Linked DNA regions of Homo sapiens: region 1 is linked to region 2. Evidence: read pairs that join two places in POLR2A ChIA-PET (ENCODE). Cell type or tissue: PC-3. All regions are shown on one strand. Links, peaks and the distances in the headings refer to the core of each region. The heading gives the core; the rest is flanking DNA. Region 1 has its middle 17 kb from the start of ABLIM3. Region 2 has its middle 69 kb from the start of ADRB2.

Evidence for each region. ChIA-PET counts read pairs that join two places held together with the same protein. Peaks named below come from ENCODE experiments on the same cell type or tissue, not always from the same donor. Only the 100,000 strongest peaks of a DNase experiment are listed, where the experiment ranks them.
Region 1: POLR2A ChIA-PET joins it to region 2 with 16 read pairs; 5 of 35 experiments call an interaction of 5 or more read pairs at or near these places.

The regions. Positions count from the first base shown.
Region 1 is chr5:149,119,535-149,129,534 of GRCh38, forward strand. No RefSeq gene overlaps it. Among named protein-coding and RNA genes, the nearest start is that of ABLIM3, 17 kb to the right of the region's middle. In PC-3, for the core only: a CTCF peak has its summit at 5,926 (motif pointing right); DNase peaks (open chromatin) are centred at 5,977 and 6,267; H3K4me3 peaks cover 1,492 bases; H3K27ac peaks cover 1,298 bases.
Region 2 is chr5:148,752,732-148,762,731 of GRCh38, forward strand. No RefSeq gene overlaps it. Among named protein-coding and RNA genes, the nearest start is that of ADRB2, 69 kb to the right of the region's middle. RefSeq lists an enhancer at 8,244-8,323. In PC-3, for the core only: no CTCF peak of the experiment used is centred there; no DNase peak of the experiment used is centred there.

The DNA.
Region 1 (10,000 bases), core at 4,780-7,279, 370 kb after region 2:
AAGTACTGATACATGCTGCAATATGGATGAACCTGGAAAACATTATGCAAAATAAGAGAAGCCAGACATAAATAACACATATTGTGTAATTCCACTTATATGAAACATCCAACATAGTCAAATCCATAGAGACAGAAAGTAGATTAGTGCTGCCTAGGGCTGGAGAGGATGGGGGATTTGGGGAGTGACAGCTAGTAGGTGAAAGGTTTCCTTCTGCAGTAATGAAAATACTCTAAAATTAATTGTGGTGATGGATGCCCAACTCTGTGAATATACTAAAATTCATTCAATTTTATGCTTTAAAAGGGTAAATTGTATGGTATAATAATTATAATGCAATAAAGCTACTTTTCAAATTGTCTTTCTAAGGCCAAAAAATGTGGGTTTAAAACAGACTTAGCAGTAAAATGTATTATAACAATAACACAAAAGACAGGAGAAACAAAAAGGAAATACTCTTATAAGGTGCCTGTATTATATGTAAAGGCAGCCTCTGATAAGTTAGATGTTAAATTATATGGCAACCAACTGAAAATACCATAAACCAAAAAGTACTTCTAAAATTAAATGTAATCATTAAAAAATGCTCAAAGCAAAAGAAGACAGGAAAACAGGGAAAAAACAAAGAGCAAATAGAACAAAGAAATAATGACAAGATGGTAGATTTAAACGCAACCAAATGATAAATTACATTAAATAAAAATGTCCTGCATTATCCTTAGCAAACTAATGCAGGAACAGAAAACCAAATATCACACATTCTCTCTTGTAAGTGAGAGCTAAATAATGAGAACACATGGACACATAGAGGGGAACAACACACACTGGGTCATATTGGAGGGTGGAAGGTGGGAGGTGGGAGAGGATCGGAAAAATAACTAATGGGTACTAGGTTTAATACCTGGGTGATGAAATAATCTGAACAACAAACCCCCATGACACGTATTTTCCTATGTAGCAAACCTGCATTTGTACTGTGAACTTAAAATAAAAGTTTAAATAAATAAATATGGGCCTAAACTCTCCATTTAAAATTCAGGGATTTCCAGATTGAATAAGAAAATTCAAATACATAGATATAAAGATACATATAACTAGGTTAAAATTAAAAGAATGAAATAAGGAATGCCATTCAAATGCCAGTAAAAGGAAAGCTGGCAAGACTATATTACTAACAGTTAAAGTAAACTTCAGGGGGGTTGGGGGTTCTTATTTTCTTTTTTTTTTTCCAAGATAGATTACTAGAGATCTTAGACACCAGTTCTCTGCAGAAAGAAGAACCAAAGTTACAGGTGAATAATCATAACTTGAATGAAGTATCAAGTAGAAAGTTCTGGAGCCTAGCAGAGAACTCATGGGAAGAAGCTAGGGCACAGAAAAAGAAGAAAGCAAGAGGCTGGCAGAGATCAGCTAGGAACCCCAAGGGATTTGGTATTACATACAAAAAGGATAGGTGGAAGTGGTTTTGGCTCCCCTTATCCCTGCAGGAGACCTCTGGTATCTGAACTGTTGGAGAGCTCTTCCACCCGCATGAACCCAAACACTGGTGTTGACAGTGATCTGGGGACTTCTTAAGGGCATCACACTAGACCACCAGCTCACCCTGAGTTGCCTGCCCTCCCCGTGACCTGAGCAGCAACAGCAGGTGCCATACTTGGGGCACACCCATTGGACGACTGTGTCCTTCCAAGGGAACATCAGTCCCTGTGTTTCCACATCACTGGAGCCCCTGCAGACATTCCTTGGCACCTACTTAGATTGTGGCAGCCACACAGGGCTGCCTGGGCCAGGGGAGCTTCAGGGTCCCCAGTGGTCTAGCCCTTGAGAAATGCTGCTCCTAAGAGAAGGGAGTGCAGCACACCAAGGGGGAACCCCTGGGGACCAGGAGACCAGAGCATGCACTTTCCTGTGCCCAAGAGCTCCCTTGGGCTGAGAGCAACTGCACTACCTCCAGTGGAGAGGCAGGCACTGGGCTCACTAGAGATATCAGATACCAGTTCTCCACAGAAAGAAATTCTGCAAGGGAGGAGTATGGTTTTGTTCCAGCAGATAGGTGGTTGCGGTCCTCTGGCATGGATGTGAAGAGGAGGACTTCTCCTCCCCCTAACTCCCACTGCTGTGGGAACAGCGATGGCTGCTGTCTTGGGAAGTTGGTGCAGATGTGTGGAGAATGAACATTCTAGGGTTATAGGGGTGGCTGCACCCCCACTGGTGGTGTACATACCTGGCCTAGGTTTGCACAAAAGATGGGGCCCCTCCTTCTCTCTACATGAAGTGGCAGCATTCCTGCAGCAGACAGCAAGAGAGCCACAAAGCTGCACGTTTGAGGCTGAGGGAGGAGGCTCCACACAGAAGACATCTGAGGTGAGCCATGGGACAAATGTCTTTCATGGTGCTCGACTACATTGCAGCTTGGAGATAGACAGCAGTGTCTGTCTGATCTGAGTGTCCTGAGTGCCAGGAGGGGGCATGACAGGGAGGCAGGAGCTGCGGCAGCCACCTACCTCACTACGGAGCCTTCAGCGCATTTCATTGGGAGCTCCCCTCACCACCTCTGTCAGGACTGGTGCTTGTGCCTGCCATTGGGGTATCTGAGAGCAGGACTGGAAGTTCAGCTTTGCCCAGCTCCGTCCCCCCATTAGTGACTAAGCAGGAAGCTAAGGCCACCATGCATTCCACAGACCAGCCCATCATCTGAGGTACCAGAGAAATCTTCTCCTGGTAAAGAAAGGTGACACATACGCCATCTTCTGCTGCTGCAGCCAGCTCTTACCTATAAGTGTCATCTACTGATCTACAGGTTGAAATACACAATGTAATTTTTTAAAGAAAGATCTGCTAACAGAAGTGCATGGTGCCGAAGAATGAGATAAGCTTCCTGAGACCTTCACTATCCCAGCCATGCAGGAGACGGCAAGCCTTCTCACAGACTCGGTACATCACTGCTACAACCAGAATTTGAGAAAGCCACCATACAAATACTATCTAAAGCCAAGGAGCTGTTACAGAGGCTTTGACACTGAAAGTACCGAGAACCAAAGCCAAATGATCATACACAACACATATTATAGTCACATCCTCAAGAGGAAAACAATCTCCTCTAAACAAAAGTAAGTTCAAAAATAAGAAGAGATCATTTACCCAGATGAGAAGGAACCAGAGAAACAATTCTGGATATATGAAATTGTACAGTGCTACAATACCCGCAAAGGGTCACACTAACCATCCCACAATGGATCCTAACAACAACAAAAAAGTCTCTGAAATACCAGATAAGGAATTCAAAAATATTTATTTTAAAGCAGCTCAGTGAGATCCAAGAAAAAGTTGAAAACCAACACAAAGAAATCAGAAAGCAATACAGGATGTGAAGGAAAATTTTACTAAAGAGATAGATTAAAAAAAAAAAACAAAAATAACAGGGGTCCATTCCAAGATGGCCGAATAGGAACAGCTCCGGTCTGCAGCTCCTAGCATGATCGATGCAGAAGACAGGTGATTTCTGCATGTTCAGCTGAGGTACCTGGTTCATCTCACTGAGACTGGTTGGATAGTGGGTGCAGCCGAAGCCGGGCAGGGCATCGCCTCACCCAGGAAGTGCAAGGGGTCAGGGGATTTCCCTTTCCTAGCCAAGGGAAGCCATGACAGACTGTACCTGGAAAAACAGGACATTCCCACCTAAATAGTGCGCTTTTCCAATGGTCTCACCAAATGGCACAGCAGGAGATTATATCCTGCACCTGACTCGGTGGATCCCACGCCCACAGAGCCTTGCTCACTGCTAGCACAGCAGTCTGAGATGACCTGAAAGGCAGCAGCCTGGCAGGGGGATGGGTGTCTGCCATTGCTGAGGCTTGAGTAGGTAAACAAGGCAACCTGGGAAGCTCGAACTGGGCAGAGCCCGCCGCAGCTCAGCAAGGCCTGCTGCCTCTGTTGACTCCACCTCTGAGGGCAGGGCACAGCTGAACAAAAGGCAGCAGAAACTTCTCCCAGCATGGCGTTTGAGCTCTGAGAACGGACAGGCTGCCTCCTCAAGTGGGTCCCTGACCCCCGTGTAGTCTAAATGGGAGATACCTCCCAGTAGGGGCCGACTGATACCTCGTACAGGCAAGTGCCCCTCTGGAACAAAGCTTCCAGAGGAAGGATCAGGCAATATTTTCTGTTCTGCAATATTTGCTTTTCTGCAGCCTCCACTGGTGATACCCAGGAAAACAGGGTCTGAAGTGGAAGTCTGGCAAACTCCAACAGACCTGTAGCTGAGGGACCTGACTGTTAGAAGGAAAACTACCAAACAGAAGGGAATAGCATCAACATCAACAAAAAGGACATCCACACCAAAACCCCATCTGTAAGTCACCAACATCAAAGACCAAAGGCAGATAAAACCATAAAGATGGGGAGAAACCAGAGCAGAAAAGCTGAAAATTCTAAAAACCAGAGCGCCTCTTCTTCTCCAAAGGATCACAGCTCCTCACCAGCAATGGAACAAAGCTGGACGGAGAATGACTTTGACAAATTGACAGAAGTAGGCTTCAGAAGGCCGGTAATAGCAAACTTTTCTGATCTAAAGGAGGATGTTTGAACCCATCGCAAGGAAGCTAAAAACCTTGAAAAAAGATTAGATGAATGGCTAACTAGAATAAACAGTGTAGAATAGACCTTAAATGACCTGATGGAGCCAAAAACCATGGCACGAGAACTACGTGATGCATGCACAAGCTTCAGTAGCTGATTCGATCAAGTGAAAGAAAAGGTATCAGTGATTGAAGATCAAATTAATGAAATAAAGTGAGAAGAGAAGTTTACAGGAAAGAGAGTAAAAAGAAACAAACAAAGCCTCCAAAAAATATGGGACTATGTTAAAAGACCAAATCTACGTCCTTACAGTCTATATATCCGACAAAAGACTGATATCTAGGATCTATAAAGAACTCAAACAAATTAGCAAGAAAAACAAACAATCCCAACAAAAAGTGGGTTAAGAATATGAATAGACAATTCTCAAAAGAAGATACACAAATGGCCAACAAACATATGAAAAAATGCTCAACATCACAAATGATCAGGGAAATGCAAATCAAAACCATAATGTGATACCACCTTACTCTGCAAGAATGACCATAATCAAAAAATCAAAAAATAATACATGTTGGCATGGATGCGATGAAAAGGGAACACTTCTACACTGCTGGTGGGAATGTAAGCTAGTAAAACCACTATGGATAACAGACTGGAGATTCCTTAAAGAGCTACATTTTTATTAGTTCAAAGAGATATGTGATCACTGAGAAGGGACAACTGGGCAAAGGCTTAAGAACATGAGAGAAAAAGACCACCACGGACCTCAGGAGAAAAGCATGCTAGGGAAATAGGAGAGCAGTGCAAAGACACAGAGGCGGGAGTATGCCCAGCATGTTGGAGGAAGGCCAGGGTAGAGAGTGCTGATTGAACAGAGTGAGCTGGGGTGAGTGGATTGATCCAAGTTATACAGGAAACAGAGGGTACCTTTTAAAAAAGAGTAATCATCATGCCTGTAATCCCAGCACTTTGGAAGGCCGAGGCGGGCGGATCACTTAAGGTCAGGAGTTCAAGACCAGCCTGGCCAACATGGTGAAACCCCGTCTCTACTACAAATACAAAAATTAGCCGGGCAGGATGGTGCACACCTGTAATACCAGCTACTTGGGAGGCTGAGGCAGGAGAATCACTTGAACCTAGGGGGCAGAGGTTGCAGTGACCGGAGATCGTGCCACTGCACTCGAACCTGGGCAAGAGAGTGAGACTCCATCTCAAAAAAAAAAAAAAAAGGAGTAATCAAAGAGCAAGAGAGAGAGAGACTATTTGCAAAGCTCTGGGCAAAGTTAAGGTAAATCAGCAAGGTCAGGCACCTGCGAGTTGGCAATAGCTAAATGCCTTCAGCACAAGTAGGCCAGAAGGGGCCAGGAGAGAGCAAGATTACTGGAACCTGGAGAGAGCTGGCTGACAGAGAGGGCTGCGGACAGGGATGCATCTCTACCGGTAAAGGAACACAGCCACGGCTTGCCAGGGAAGGGACTAGAGAAGCAAATATCCCGACCTTTCTCAGCAACCATCTCCCCATCCCATACCAGTGCCTGCCGTCGGGTGATCTAACTGCAAGCAAAAGGCAGCAGGGAATGTTTGAAGATTTCTGTGGCCAGTCTCCTAGGAATGTGAGCACTGTGAGGAAAGCTGGAACATGGATCTGGAGGGACAAACGGAGAACGTCCGGGACAGGAAGAGTAGTGGGAAACGAGTCAGAGAGAGAGGTATGTGGTTTGTAAAACCTGTTTGGCTGCGTTCAGAGCCCAGCTTTTACTCTAAGTGAAATGTGCTCCACAGCAGGATCTTGAGCAGAGATTGATAGGACTCGACTTATATTTTACAAAGAACACTCTGGCCACTCCAGGGAAAGCGACTGTGGGTGAGGGAAGAGCAGGAGTGGAGTCTATTGGCCCTGACTTGGCCCACAATGGTAGCAGTGGTCATGAGAAGTATTCTGATTCTGGCTACATCCAGGTAGATCAGCAGGATTTCTGGATGGATTAGATAGAAGGTTGTGAGAGATACAGAAACATCAAGGCAAATTCCAAATGTTTTGGCCTGAATACCTGGAAAGATGGAGTTGTCTTTAACTGAGATGGGAAAGCCTGCAGATGGAGATGACTTAGTGCAGTGGGTTGGTGGGGTGTGGACATATTAAGTTTGGGTCTATTCAGTACTTGATACTGAAGATACCAAATAGACAGTTAGATGCACTAACTTGGAATTCATAAGAATGATAGGGATTTAAAATATAAATGTGGGTATCATTAACAGAGAAATATATTGGAAATATGAGAAGGAATATGTCACTTCCAAATGGGAAAAACAAAGAAAGCTTCATGGAGGAGGTGACATGTAATTTGCATTTTAAAGGGTGGAGTTTTTGACAGCAGAAACAACTGAGGAGAATATTCCAAATGGAAGAGAAACCACTAGTAAAAGTGCTAGAATAGGAAATTGGAGGAATGTTTCAGGGAGGTCAGTAGAGTTGGGAGGAGCTGTAAGCTTGGTGTCAGAAGTCAGACATGGAAATAGAACCAGAACATGGGCCTGTCTTCCAGTTCATTCAAGCATTTGTCATTTATTCCGCATGCATTTACTGACCACTTACTTGGTCTAGGGGCTATGCCCCTTTCTGAACATTAATAATAAAAGCATTTATTGGACACAAATTATGCACTCCATGAGTAAAAACTTATTTAATCCTTACAATGCCCCATAAGAGCTATACTAACATGATCCCCAGTTTAAAGATAAGGAAACTAAGAGTCTGAGTGGTTTGCTCTGGCTCTGTCAGTGGCAGGATTGGAACCCAGGCAGTGTGACCCCAGGGCCTTTGTCCTCATCACTCTGCTCTGCTGCTTTGTCAGAAACACCAAACCAGGCATCTGTGGGAGAGTAGCCTGGCGGCCGTCAGAAATGCAGATTAGTAAGCCATGGGGGAGATGTTCTCCAGACTTTCTTCTGTGTAGGATGTGAAACGTGCTCTCTCCAAGAGTCAGCCAAGGAACCAGCAGCAGCAGCTCCAGAAGAGGAGGTGGGACTGCTGACCCGGGCAGAGGTCACCAAGCTGCTGGGTCTGACTCACCCGGAAAAGCCAACTGCTCTTTCCAAAGCACCAGCTCCCCTTTTCTTGGCTTCCACAGCAAACCTAAGGTCAAGGGCAGGCAACCGAAGCCTTACCCTGGAAGGGTAGCATTGAAAGTGTCCTTGAACAGTAATGTGTCTACTCTTCTACTCCTCGTCTGCTCCAAACCCATTTTAGAGATGAGGAAACTAAAGACCATGGAGGCTTTGTTACTTGTTTTACATTTTCTTGGAATGTCTGTGACAAATTCTACAATAGAACTCCCCAAATCTCAGGACTTTCATGATCAGTGTGCTTCCACAAAACAGGTTAATGTTTGAAAACTAGGTTTCCTAGCAAGCAGGCTGGGATAGGATCGTGGGGGTGTGTGTGTATGTATGTGTGTGTGTATGTGTGTGCGTGTGTCTCTATGTGTGCCAAGTTCATGATACAAGCCCAGGACTGACACTCCCTACCACTCCCAGGGAAAGGAATTTCTCCTCAGTTCAGCTTATCTTTCAGGAAAATTTAGATTTTAGGCATCTGACCCAGTAAATGAGATAGGAAAGAGGAGCCCTGCCATCCAGTGAGTCCTGCTCAGGTGTCTTTCCTGGAGAAATATTCACACCTGTGTAGCAAGAGGCCTGTGCAAGGAAGCCAACAGCAGCATCACAAGAAATAGTGAGGAGTGGAAGGAACGCAAATGCTCATCAACACAGGAGTGATTATCCAGCAGTTAAAAAGACCTACCTCTATGAAGTAGGTATTCATAGAGTCAAAGAAACAGCCTGAAGACATATTACACAAAGAAGAAAAAGGGGAAGGAGAAGACAGAGAAGCAAAAGAAACTGGCAATGCAATGCATACATTATGACGCTTTTTATGAAAATAAAACATCCCAGTTACATGTATGTGTCTGTGTGTGTATAGAAAAGGAATCACCTCAGCCTGGTGATTTCAATGCATTTATTCCCCCAGCAAATGTGCGCTGAGTGCCTCTCCATGGAAGCCTGAGGGGAACCCAGCAGGGCGCAGAGCAAGCAACATCCCTGCCCTCTACTGGCTGGATGAGGGAGGACGATGAGATGCGGTAAGGGGAAAAGAGACGTTCTTTTTTTTAAAGTACCCTGTGTTATCCAAAGTTTTCACAACAATAATTTATTCCTGAATGTGTCGTTACAAACGTGTAAATATGTGAATAAACAAAAGAATAAGGTGGAAGCAGAGAAGGGGAAGGAGAAATGCATGGCTAAGTGCAAAGTATCGGAGGTGCTCATGGAAGGGAGGCTGGGGCCTCTCATTCTAGGCTGCTGTATCACCAGTTCCCCACCCCAAGTAAAATGTCCACAGTGTCTTGGAAAGTAGAGGAAGGAAATCAAGTGATATTATATCTTCTGCAACAAGTATATTCCAATAACTGAAGATTCCACATCTCCCATTGCCTCCTAGTGACCCCCATAGAGCGCTGCCGGCAGGTTACAGCCCCTACAGGGTGCTATCTGAATCATCCTCCATGAATGTCATTACCTGCAGAAATGGTCTCTGCACTATCTTCTCCCTGATCACACGTCTCTTCCCAACCCATGTTCTCTGTAGAGAGTCAACCGTTTACAGAGCCCCCTCCTGATTCTTACTTCTTGAAGGTGCACTCTGCTGCCCACACAGACTACCCAAGGGCAGATCACAGACAGAGGCACATACCTTCCAACCTGACCCCCACCCTGTCCTTGGACTTGTCTTCTGGTTTGCACAGGAAAATTGATAAAATAAACTATTGGCCGATAGGATAGCAAAAATATTGCCCTTAATTCAGTGTGCTCTTTCCTCTTAATAATAAACTAGATTATTAGATTTGGAGTCAGAGCTCTCCATTCAAATTCTGGTTCTGTAAGTTTCAAGATATATTACCTTAGGCATATTTACTCCTATGTAGAAAAATATCACTATTAAATGTGGAATTAAAAGGCCTACCTCACAGAATAGCTGTGAGGATTAAAAGAGGCATTTACAAGTGTTTGGGTTTTGTTATTAATATTGGTGTGTGAGCATGACTGTATCCCATTCTGCTGGTTTCAGGTGCCATCCGTGCATCTGGACATTGCAAGGTGAGGAATAGAAAAAGGTGCCCAGGAAAGCAGAATGTGCCTACCACCCACAACAGAGATAAAATCTCAGTTCCAGCCAAGAAGTGTACACAGAAATACCTCCAAGCAAAACCAGATCTGCCTGTCCTCAGAGATAATCAGAAGGATTCCTTTCAGTTGCCTCAGACCAAGAGCAGCCTGGCTACATTTTTTGCCTCTTGCTTCTCAACTGGCTGGCATTTTCATAGACTTACATTTTAAAAGGCTGTTTACTTAGGAACAAAAA
Region 2 (10,000 bases), core at 3,067-5,566:
ATCCTATGGGTATACACCCAGTAATGGGATTGCTGGGTAAAATGGTATTTCTGGTTCTAGATCCTTGAGGAATCACCACACTGTCTTCCACAATGGTTGAACTAATTTACACTCCCACCAACAGTGTAAAAGCATTCCTATTTCTCCACATCCTCTCCAGCATCTGTTGTTTCCTGACTTTTTAATGATGGCCATTCTAACTGGCATGAGATGGTATCTCACTGTGGTTTTGATTTGCATTTCTCTAATGACCAAGTGATGATGAGCTTTTTTTCATATGTTTGTTGGCTGTATAAATGTCTTTTTTTGAGAAGTGTCTGTTCACATCCTTCACCCACTTTTTGATGGGATTGTTTGTGTGTGTGTGTATGTGTGTGTGTGTGTGTGTGTGTGTGTAAATTTGTTTAAGTTCTTTGTAGATTCTGGATATTAGCCCTTTGTCAGATGGGTAGATTGCAAAAATGTTCTCCCATTCTGTAGGTTGCCTGTTCGCTCTGATAATAGTTTATTTTGCTGTGCAGAAGCTCTTTAGTTTAACCGGATCCCATTTGTCAATCTTGGCTTTTGTTGCCATTGCTTTTGGTTTTTTAGTCATGAAGTCTTTGCCCATTCCTATGTCCTGAATGCTATTGCCTAGATTTTCTTCTAGGGTTTTTATGATTTTAGGTCTTATGTTTAAGTATTTAATCCATCTTGAGTTAATTTTTGTATAAGGTGTAAGGAAGGGATCCAGTTTCAGCCTTCTGCATATGGCTAGCCAGTTTTCCCAACACCATTTATTAAATATGGAATCCTTTCCCCATTTCTTGTTTTTGTCAGGTTTGTCAAAAAATCAGATGGTTGTAGATGTGTGGTATTATTTCTGAGGCTCTGTTCTGTTCCATTGGTCTATATATCTGTTTTGGTACCAGTACCATGCTGTTTTGGTTACTGTAGGCTTGTAGTATAGTTTGAAGTCATGTAGCGTGATGCCTCCAGCTTTGTTCTTTTTGCTTAGGATTGTCTTGGCTATGTGGGCTCTTTTTTGGTTCCATATGAAATTTAAAGTAGTTTTTTCCACTTCTTTGAAGAAAGTCAGTGGTAGCTTGATGGGGATAGTATTGAATCTATAAATTACTTTGGGCAGTGTGGCCATTTTCACGATATTGATTCTTCCTATCCATGAGCATGGAATGTCACATTTTCTTTATTCATACATTTGTTGATGGACTCTTAGGTTGCTTTCATGTGTTGGCTGTTGTGAATAATAATGGAATGAACATGGGAGTGCAGATATCTCTTCAAGATCTTGATTTCAAATCCTTTGGATGCATACCCTAAAGTGGGATTGCTAGATAATAATGGTATTTTCATTTTTCATTTTTAAAGAAAAGTTTATACTGTTTTACATAGTGGCTTTGAGAACATTGTACAAGGTTCTTTATTGTCTATTACACATCCTCACCAACATTTGTTATCTGTTGGTTTTCTGAAAATAGTTGTCCTAACTAGTTTGAGGTGATATCTTATTGTGGCTTTGATTTACATGTCCCTGATTAGCAATGTTGGAAATATTTTCATATACCTGTTGGCAATTTGTATGCCTTCTCTGGAGAAATGTCTATTCAGGCCCTTTGTCCAATTTTTAAATGAGTTATTTTTATTATTTTTTTGTTTGTTGCTATTGAGTTGCAGGAGTTCCTTATATATTTTTGACATTAACTCTTTATCAGATATATGGCTTGCAAATATTTTCTCCCATCTGTAGGCTACATTTAACAATTCGTTAACAATTTGTTAATTGTTTCCTTTGCTGCACATAAGCTTTTCAGGGTGATGTAATCCCAATTGTCTAATACTGCTTTTGTTCCCTGTGTATTTGGTGTCATATTCAAGAAATTATTGCCAAGATTGATATCTAGAAGTTTTTCCTCTGTGTTTTCTTCTAGAAGTTTTATGTTTTTAGGTGTTACATTTAAGTAGTTAACCCATTTTGAATTGATTTTTGTGTATGGTATAAGATAAAGGTCCAATTTTATTCTTTTTCAGGTGGATATTCAATTTTCCCAGCACAATTTGTTGAAGAGACTATCCTTTCCCATTGTGTATTCTTGACTTCCTTGTCAAAGATCAACTGATCAAATATACATGGGTTTATTCTGGGGTCTCCATTCTATCCCACTGGTCTATATGTTTTTGGTTTTTGTTTTTTATGCCACAGTACCATACTATTTTGATTGCTGTAGCTTTGTAACATATTTTGAAATCAGGAACTTCCAGCTTTGTTCTTACTCAAAATTGCTTTGACTCTTCAGGTCTTTCCTGGTTTCATATGAATGTCAGGATTACTTTTTCTATTTCTCTAAAAAATGTCATTGGAATGGTAATAGAGCTTGCACTGAATCTATAGATTGCTTTGAGTAGTGTAGACATTTTAACAAGATTGATTCTTCTAATACATAAACATAGGATGCCTTTACATTTATTTGTATCTCCTTTAATTTCTTTCATTGGTGTTTAATGGCTTTCAGTATATAAGCCTTTCACCTCCTTGGTTAAGTTTATTTCAGAGTATTACATTATTTTTGATGTTATTGTAAATGAGATTGTTTTCTTAATTTTCTTTTTGAATAATTCATTGTTTATCTATAGAAATGCAGTTGATTTTTGTTAGTGTATAGAAATATGTGTTGATTTTGTATTCTACAACTGTGCCAAATTGTTTATCGATTCTAATAGGTTGTGTGTGTGTATGTGTTTGTCTGTGTAATCTTTAGGTTTTTCTACATATAAGATTATGTCATCTGCAAACAGTTAATTTTATGCTGTCTTTTTCAATTAGGGTATGTTTTATTTCTGTTTCTTGCTTAATTTCTCTGGCTAGAACTTCTAATACTATGGTAAATAGAAGTGGTGAGAGTGAGCATCCTTGTCTTGTTCCTGATCTTAGAGGAAAATCTTTCAGTTTTTCACCATTCACTATAATGTTAGCTGTGTATATGGAGTTTGTATATATGGACTTTATTGTGTTAAGGTAAGTTCCTTTTATACCTAACTTTTTGAGAGTTTTCATCATAAAAGGATGTTGAATTTCACCAAATGCTTTTTCTGCATCTAATGGAATAATCATGTTATTTTTATCCTTTATTCTGTTAATGTGATGTATCATATTGTTTGATTTGCATATGTGAACCATCTTTGCATTCCAGGGATAATTTCTTCTTGGTCACAATGTATGGTCCTTTTAATATGCTGAAAAATTTGGTTTGTTATTATTTATTTGAGGATTTTTGCACTCATGTTCTTTGAGGATATTGCCCTGTAGTTTCCTTTTTATCTGATATTTTTGTCAGCTTTGGTATTAGGGTGATGCTGACATCACAAAGAATTTGGAAGTGTTCCTTCTACTTCTGTTTTTTAAAGAGTGTAATAAAAATTCGTGTCAATTTTTTTAATGTTTGGTAGAATTTATTTGTGAAGCCATCTGGTCCTGGGCTTTTCTTTGCTGGAAGATTTTGATTACTGATTCAGTCTCCTTATATTGAATGAACAGTTAAATAGAAACAGTTATTGGTCTGTTTAAGCTTTTTATTTCTTCTTGATTTAGTCTTGGTAGGTTGTATGTTTCTAGAAATTTATCCATTTCTCCTATGTTGTCCAATTTGTTGGCATATAATTCTCACTAATAGTTCTCTATGAGCTTTCTTATTTCTTTATCTTTTTCATTTCATTACTGGTTGTAGTTGTCTCCTCTTCCATTTCTGGAACATGTTATTTTGGTAAGCCTTATCTCTTTTTCTCTTAGCCTAATTAAGCTTTTGTTGATTTTGCTTATCTTTTTAAATAACCAACTCTTTTATTAATGTTTTCCAATGCTTTTTTATGCTATATTTCACTTATTTTTTCTCTAATCTCCATTCTCTTCCTCCTGTTAACTTTGGGCTTAGTTTGTTATTTTTCTAATTTGTTGAGGTATAATGTTAGTTATTTATTTCAGGTCTTTATTTTTATGTAGGTGTTTATTATTATAAATCTTCCCTCTTAGTACTGCTTTTGCTGCACTCCATAAGTTTGGATATGTTGTATTATCATTTTCATTTGTCTCAAAATATTGTCTAATTTCCCTTTAATTTATTCTTTGACCCAATGATTGTAAAAGAATGTGTTTTTTGAATTTTCATGTACCTATAAATTTTTCAGTGTTGTTTTTGTTATTAATTTCTCATTTCATCCTATTGTGGCTGAAAAAATATTTCGAATGACTTGAATCTTAAATTTTTTAAGGATTGTCTTATGGTCTAGCTTGTGATCTATGGTGGATAATTTTCCACGCTCACTTGAAAAGAATGTGTTTTCTGATGCTGTTGGATAGAATGTTCTGTATATTGCCATTAGGTCCATTTGGTCTACAGTATTGTTCAATTCCACTGTTTCCTTATTGATTTTCTGTCTGAATGATTTGTCCATTACTGTAAGTGGGGTATTGGAGTCCCCTGCTATTGTTGTATTGCTGTCTATTTCTCCATTCAGGTCTGTCAATGTTTGCTTTATATGTTTAGATATTCTGATATAGTGTGCATATATATTTATAATTGTTATATCTTCCTGTCAAGTTGATTTTATCATTATGTAATAACTTTCTTTGTCTCTTGTGACAGTTTGTCTTAAAGTAATATATTTTTCATCCTTTCACTTTCAGCTTATGTGTGCCATTACATCTAAAGTTGGTCTCTTGTAGACAACATATAGTTGAATCTTAAAAAAATTTCATTTAGCCACTCTATCTTTTGGATGGTGAGTCTATTTACATTTAAAGTAATTGTTTATAGGTAAGAGCTTACTATTGCCATTTTGTTGGTAATGTTCTGTCTGTTTTGTAGTGTTTTTGTTCATTTCTTCTTCTCCTACTATTTTCCTTTGTTTGATGATTTTTTTTATAGTGATAAACTTTGATTGTTTTCTCTATCTTTTCTGAATCTGCTACAGGATTTTTTTGTGTGGTTACCATGTGGCATGTATAAAACTTATTGTTATAACAGGATTTTTTGAGGTGATAACAACTTCAGCTGCATATGAAAGCTATAATTTTACTTCCTCCTCCCACACACTTTATGTTATTAATGTCAGAATTTACTTTTTATATTTTGTATTAATTAACTATTTTTTGTGGTTATAGCCATTCTTAATACTTTTGTCTCTTAATGTTTACTCCAAGGTTAAAAGTGATTTTTGCACTACCATTATGACATTACATTATTCTGTATTTGTCCATATATTTACATTTACCAGTGAGATTTATACTTTCATATGCTTTTGTGTTGTTTAGTGTTCTCTCATTTCAACTTGAAGGACTCTATTTAGCACTTCTTGTAAGGCAGATTCTAATGGTGATAAACTGCTTCAAGTGTTTGTTTGTCTGGGAAAGTCTTTCTCGCCTTCATTTTTAAATAATAGTTTTGCCAGGGTTGGCAGAGTTTTTTTTTTCTTTCAGCATTTTGAATATATTACCCACCTTCTTCCTCACTTTCAGGAAGGTTTCTAATGAGAAATATACTGATCATCTTCTAAGGGTTCTCTTGTATGTGACCAGTCATTCTTTCTTTGCTGCTTTCAAAAGTCTCTTTTTATCTTCGAATTTCAACAATTTAATTATAATGTGTCTCAAGTGTAGACATCTTTAGGTTCAAACTACTTAAGATCCTTTAAGCTTAATGAATTTGAAAGTTCATTTTCATCCTTAGAAATGTGAAGTTTTCAGCCATTATTTCTTGAAATAAACTTTCTTCTTCGTTTTCTCCTTCTTCTCTTTTTTAAACTACTGTAATGCATATATAGTTTTGTTTGATGGTGTCCCATAAGTCCTATAGGCTTTTTTCACTCATTTTCTTTGTTTGTTTATTTTATTCTTCTAACTGTGTTATTTCAAGTAAACTGTCTTTGAGCTCACTGATTCTTCTCCTTGATTGAGTCTGATGTTGAAGCTGTCTATTGAATTTTTTTAGTGTGTCACTGTGTCCTTCATTTACAAAATTTCTGTTTGATGCTTTTTTATTGTTTCTATCCCTTTGTTGAACTTCTTATTTTGTTCATGTATTGCTTTGTGATTTTATTTAGTTGTCTATCATGTTCTCCTGTAGCTCACCGAACTTCTTTAAGATAATTATTTTAAATTATTTGTCAGGTAATTCATAGATATCCATTTCTTTAGGTTCATTTACTGAAGTTTTTTTTTTTTTCCTTTGGCAGCGTCATAGTTTCCTGATTCTTTATGATCCCTGTAGCCCTGCATTGGTGTCTATGCATTTGAAGAAGTGGTCATCTCTTCCAGTCTTTACAGATTCGTTGCTTCAGCAACGAAAGCCTTTCACCACCATGGTCGGAGACTCTAAGCAGACCAACTGGCAGGGTCCGTGGGTGGGCAGACCTAGTGGCAGAGTCCATGGATGGGCCTACTGCTAGAGTCTACAGATTGATAGGTGTGATGCCTGAGTCCATGGGCAGGTGGGCCTAATGTCTTGGTCTAAGGCAAGCCTGCTGCCAGGATACATGGCAAAGTCAGATACTTACATCACTCTCCCTTTCCCTTATGAAATAACCCACAGGCTGATGGAATCTTCCTCAGTGCTGTGCTGTGTTGGCTTGCAAGAGAAGTGGCGTGGGTAAAGTGTAACTATTCTTACTCTCTGAAACGTGTCCTTTCTTTTTCTGTTCTTCACTTGAGTGCTGTAATGTCTTACCTGAAATCTAGAGATCTCAGGAAGGTATTCTTGACTATGGGTGGATGTTAAGTCCACGTTTCTGTAAATGAATAAGGGCTGGAACCTTCTATTCCATCATCTTGCTAACATCACTCTGTAATACCTTTCCAATGGGGCTTCCTGTTTGGGGTCTCTCTACCTCTTAATCATTCGAGGTAAGAACTAATCTTACTTACATACTTTCTTCATGTCAGTCCTAGACTCAAGAACTTCTGATAGCTTTAATATGACTATCAAATATAAGTTCAAACCTCTCTTTCTGACATTCCAGGTCCTGCCACTGGGCTATCACACCTGCTCTGCTTTCCTCACCTATGGTTTGTACCCCAGTCATTTGGATTCTCTTATTGAGACCCAGAGAAAACCCTGTGCCTTCCTGTTCTTTCATCTTTGCCCTTGCTCTTGACATTGCCTCTCTATTGTCATTCATCTCTTTAAATTATTCTCAACTACTTCAAGTTCTACTTACATTACCAAATAATCTACAAAAAGCCACTCCATAATAATTTCAGCCCATAGCAACCTATATTCTATTTTTCTTTTCATAATACTTAGTAGGAGTTCTCCATATTTCTATATTTGATTTTCTTCAATGTGTATGTTGTCTGCTAATATTATCTAATGTTTCAACTGCAAGTTCTGTTCTAAAAAGTCTCAGGATTTCCTCCTGTGCATTTTAACTCTGAGTAAGGTAGGCAGGATGCCTTGCATTCAGCTTTATTGTCCAGAGAGATGAAGACAGTTCCTGAAGGTACAGGTAAGCAAAAATAAGATAACACATTTTATTGAGTGGGTACGTGTGTGTATTTTCAAAAATGTCATAACCATTATAAAAAGAAAACTGTCTTAAGCCACAAAATATTTAATGGAGTAAATATGTGAATTATACTTTTTGTTTATCTCTGGTCTTAACTGCCATCTCTGCTAAGAAAAAAAAACAAAAACAAAACATGATTTTCTTTGTATTACATGATTTGATAAGAGTCTCAACTGAATTTTCATCTTAGAGTCAAAGCTTTTCTTTGGCATACTTATATCTGGTGCCTTAAGGATCTAAAAGTATGAGGCTAAACAAACTCCCTGCCTCCCTCCCTCCCTCCCTCCTTTCCTTCCTTCCCTCCCTCCCTTCCTCCCTCCCTTCCTTCCTTCCTTCTTTCCTTCTCTCAACAAATATTTATTGAGCCATCACCATATTTCAGGCTATGTACTAGGTGTTGCTGATATAACAGCAAGCCTATTGGACATAATCCCTGTCCTAATAAATTCATAGTCAAATAAGCACTCCTGTTGAAAAACTCAGCTGTATACGCTGACCAATCAAAACCTCAATGTCTTTAATTTTCAGCTAATATAAGAAAAATACTGTTGAGAGAGAGAGAAAAACAATGTATCCTATTTTATCTCTCAACTCATAGTAATTCCTGTTTCTTTAATTCTTGGTCTTCAAAAAAAGAAAGAATTGTGGGTCAGCATTTATCATGCATCTATAAGAAGTGGGCAGCACCCTCATCAGCAGTGCTAAAAGATGTGCAGTGATTCCCTCTCAAATGGAGCCACTGTAAGAAAGTAATTATGTTATGTGAATCACCTGATTCTGGCTGACCTACAAGTCACAGTAGTCCTCCCAACTTCTTCAATGCTAGCACAAAGATCAGTGGGTAAGCCTGGCCCTAACCACACATAGTGTTCTTGACCACAGTGTTGGTTTCACAGGAGTGCATGTAACCTCTTCTGGGCCAATCAGAGCTCTTCTTTGAGATTTTCTGCTTGGGAGCAGAATGAGAGTTTTTACTTCACCCTCTAGGTTCAAGGAACAGAAAAAATGCAAGCCTAAATTTGCCTGCTACCTCATTGTCCAAGAGATGAAAGATATCCACTACATTTGTAAAGAATGAAATCAACCCTCAGGGGGGAAAAAGAGACCTGAAAGAAGAGGAGAAAAGAAATGTCTCTAGGACATCATCTGAGCCCCTCAATATGGCTGTGCTTAAAGCCAAACCTAATAAATGCCATATTTTGCATAAGCTAGTTTGGGTTTAACCTCATGTCATTTGCAATTAACAAACGTTAGCAGCTTCTTTGGATTATTAATTGTTGCTTGTGAACGTTTATTAAAGGATATGTTTCCTAATGCTTACTTATTATTTAAAAGAAAACATGTGTGTCTATGTGTATGTATATATGTACAGGTATATGTATGTGCTTTCTTCTGAGCACATTAGAAGCAGGCAAAGAGGGATTCTAAGGGGAGCTTTAAGCCTTGAAAAGTATAGCTTCATCATAGATAAACAGGGCCTATCATGTCATTCAATGAAGCAGGTGAGTTAATCCACTTGAAGAATATTTATTGAGCAGTTATCTTTTCAATTTTTTGAGTCTACTAGAACAAACATGCCACATTTTTTTTACATAAAAGGCACATACCATATATAATATTTAGGATTTTTTTCTAGTCACTTAACAATATATTTTAGAGCTACAATAAAACTCTACTTCATTCTTCCTTTATGGCTTTTTACTTTACTACTAAATAAATGTTTTATATTTTAATAGTTGTCTATGAATGGAAAACTATTATTTTTAGTTTCTTGCTGCTACACAAAAGTAATTATGATAAATGGTCATGTAGGTATATCTTTGCTCTCCAAAAAGTTGGGCATTTAGAAGTTGAGCAGATTTTGCCCAATTCTTGCTCAAAGACCTTTTACCAAATTGTACTCACACCCACGGTGTATGAAAGTGAATCTCTGCACCCTTGGCTATGCTATATTGTCGTTTTTTAAATCTTCATCCATCTTATGGATGAAAAAAAGATATTTCAATGTTCTCATTTACATTTTTAAAATTATTCATGAACCTGATTATTTTTACAAATTTGGAAGCCATTTTATTTATTTTTCTGTGAATTGCCTGTTCATATTATTTATGTAATTTCATTGTTTTTCTTCCAAATTTGTCATAGCTCTTTAATATTGAAAACAAGTTCCCTCTGTTCATTTTTATGTGTTGCAATATGCTCTTGCTTTATTTGTTTATTTATTTATTTACTATGTGTATGGTATAATTTTCTACATAGCAGTTTTTGTTTTTATTTTTGAGACAGGGTCTCACTCTGGTCGCCCAGGCTGGAGTGCAGTGGTGTGACCTCCCAGGCTCAGATGAACCTCCCACCTCAGCCTCCTGGGTAGCTGTGACTACAGGTGCATGTCACCACATGCAGATAATTTTTTGCATTTTTAGTAGAGTTGGATTTTGCCATGTTG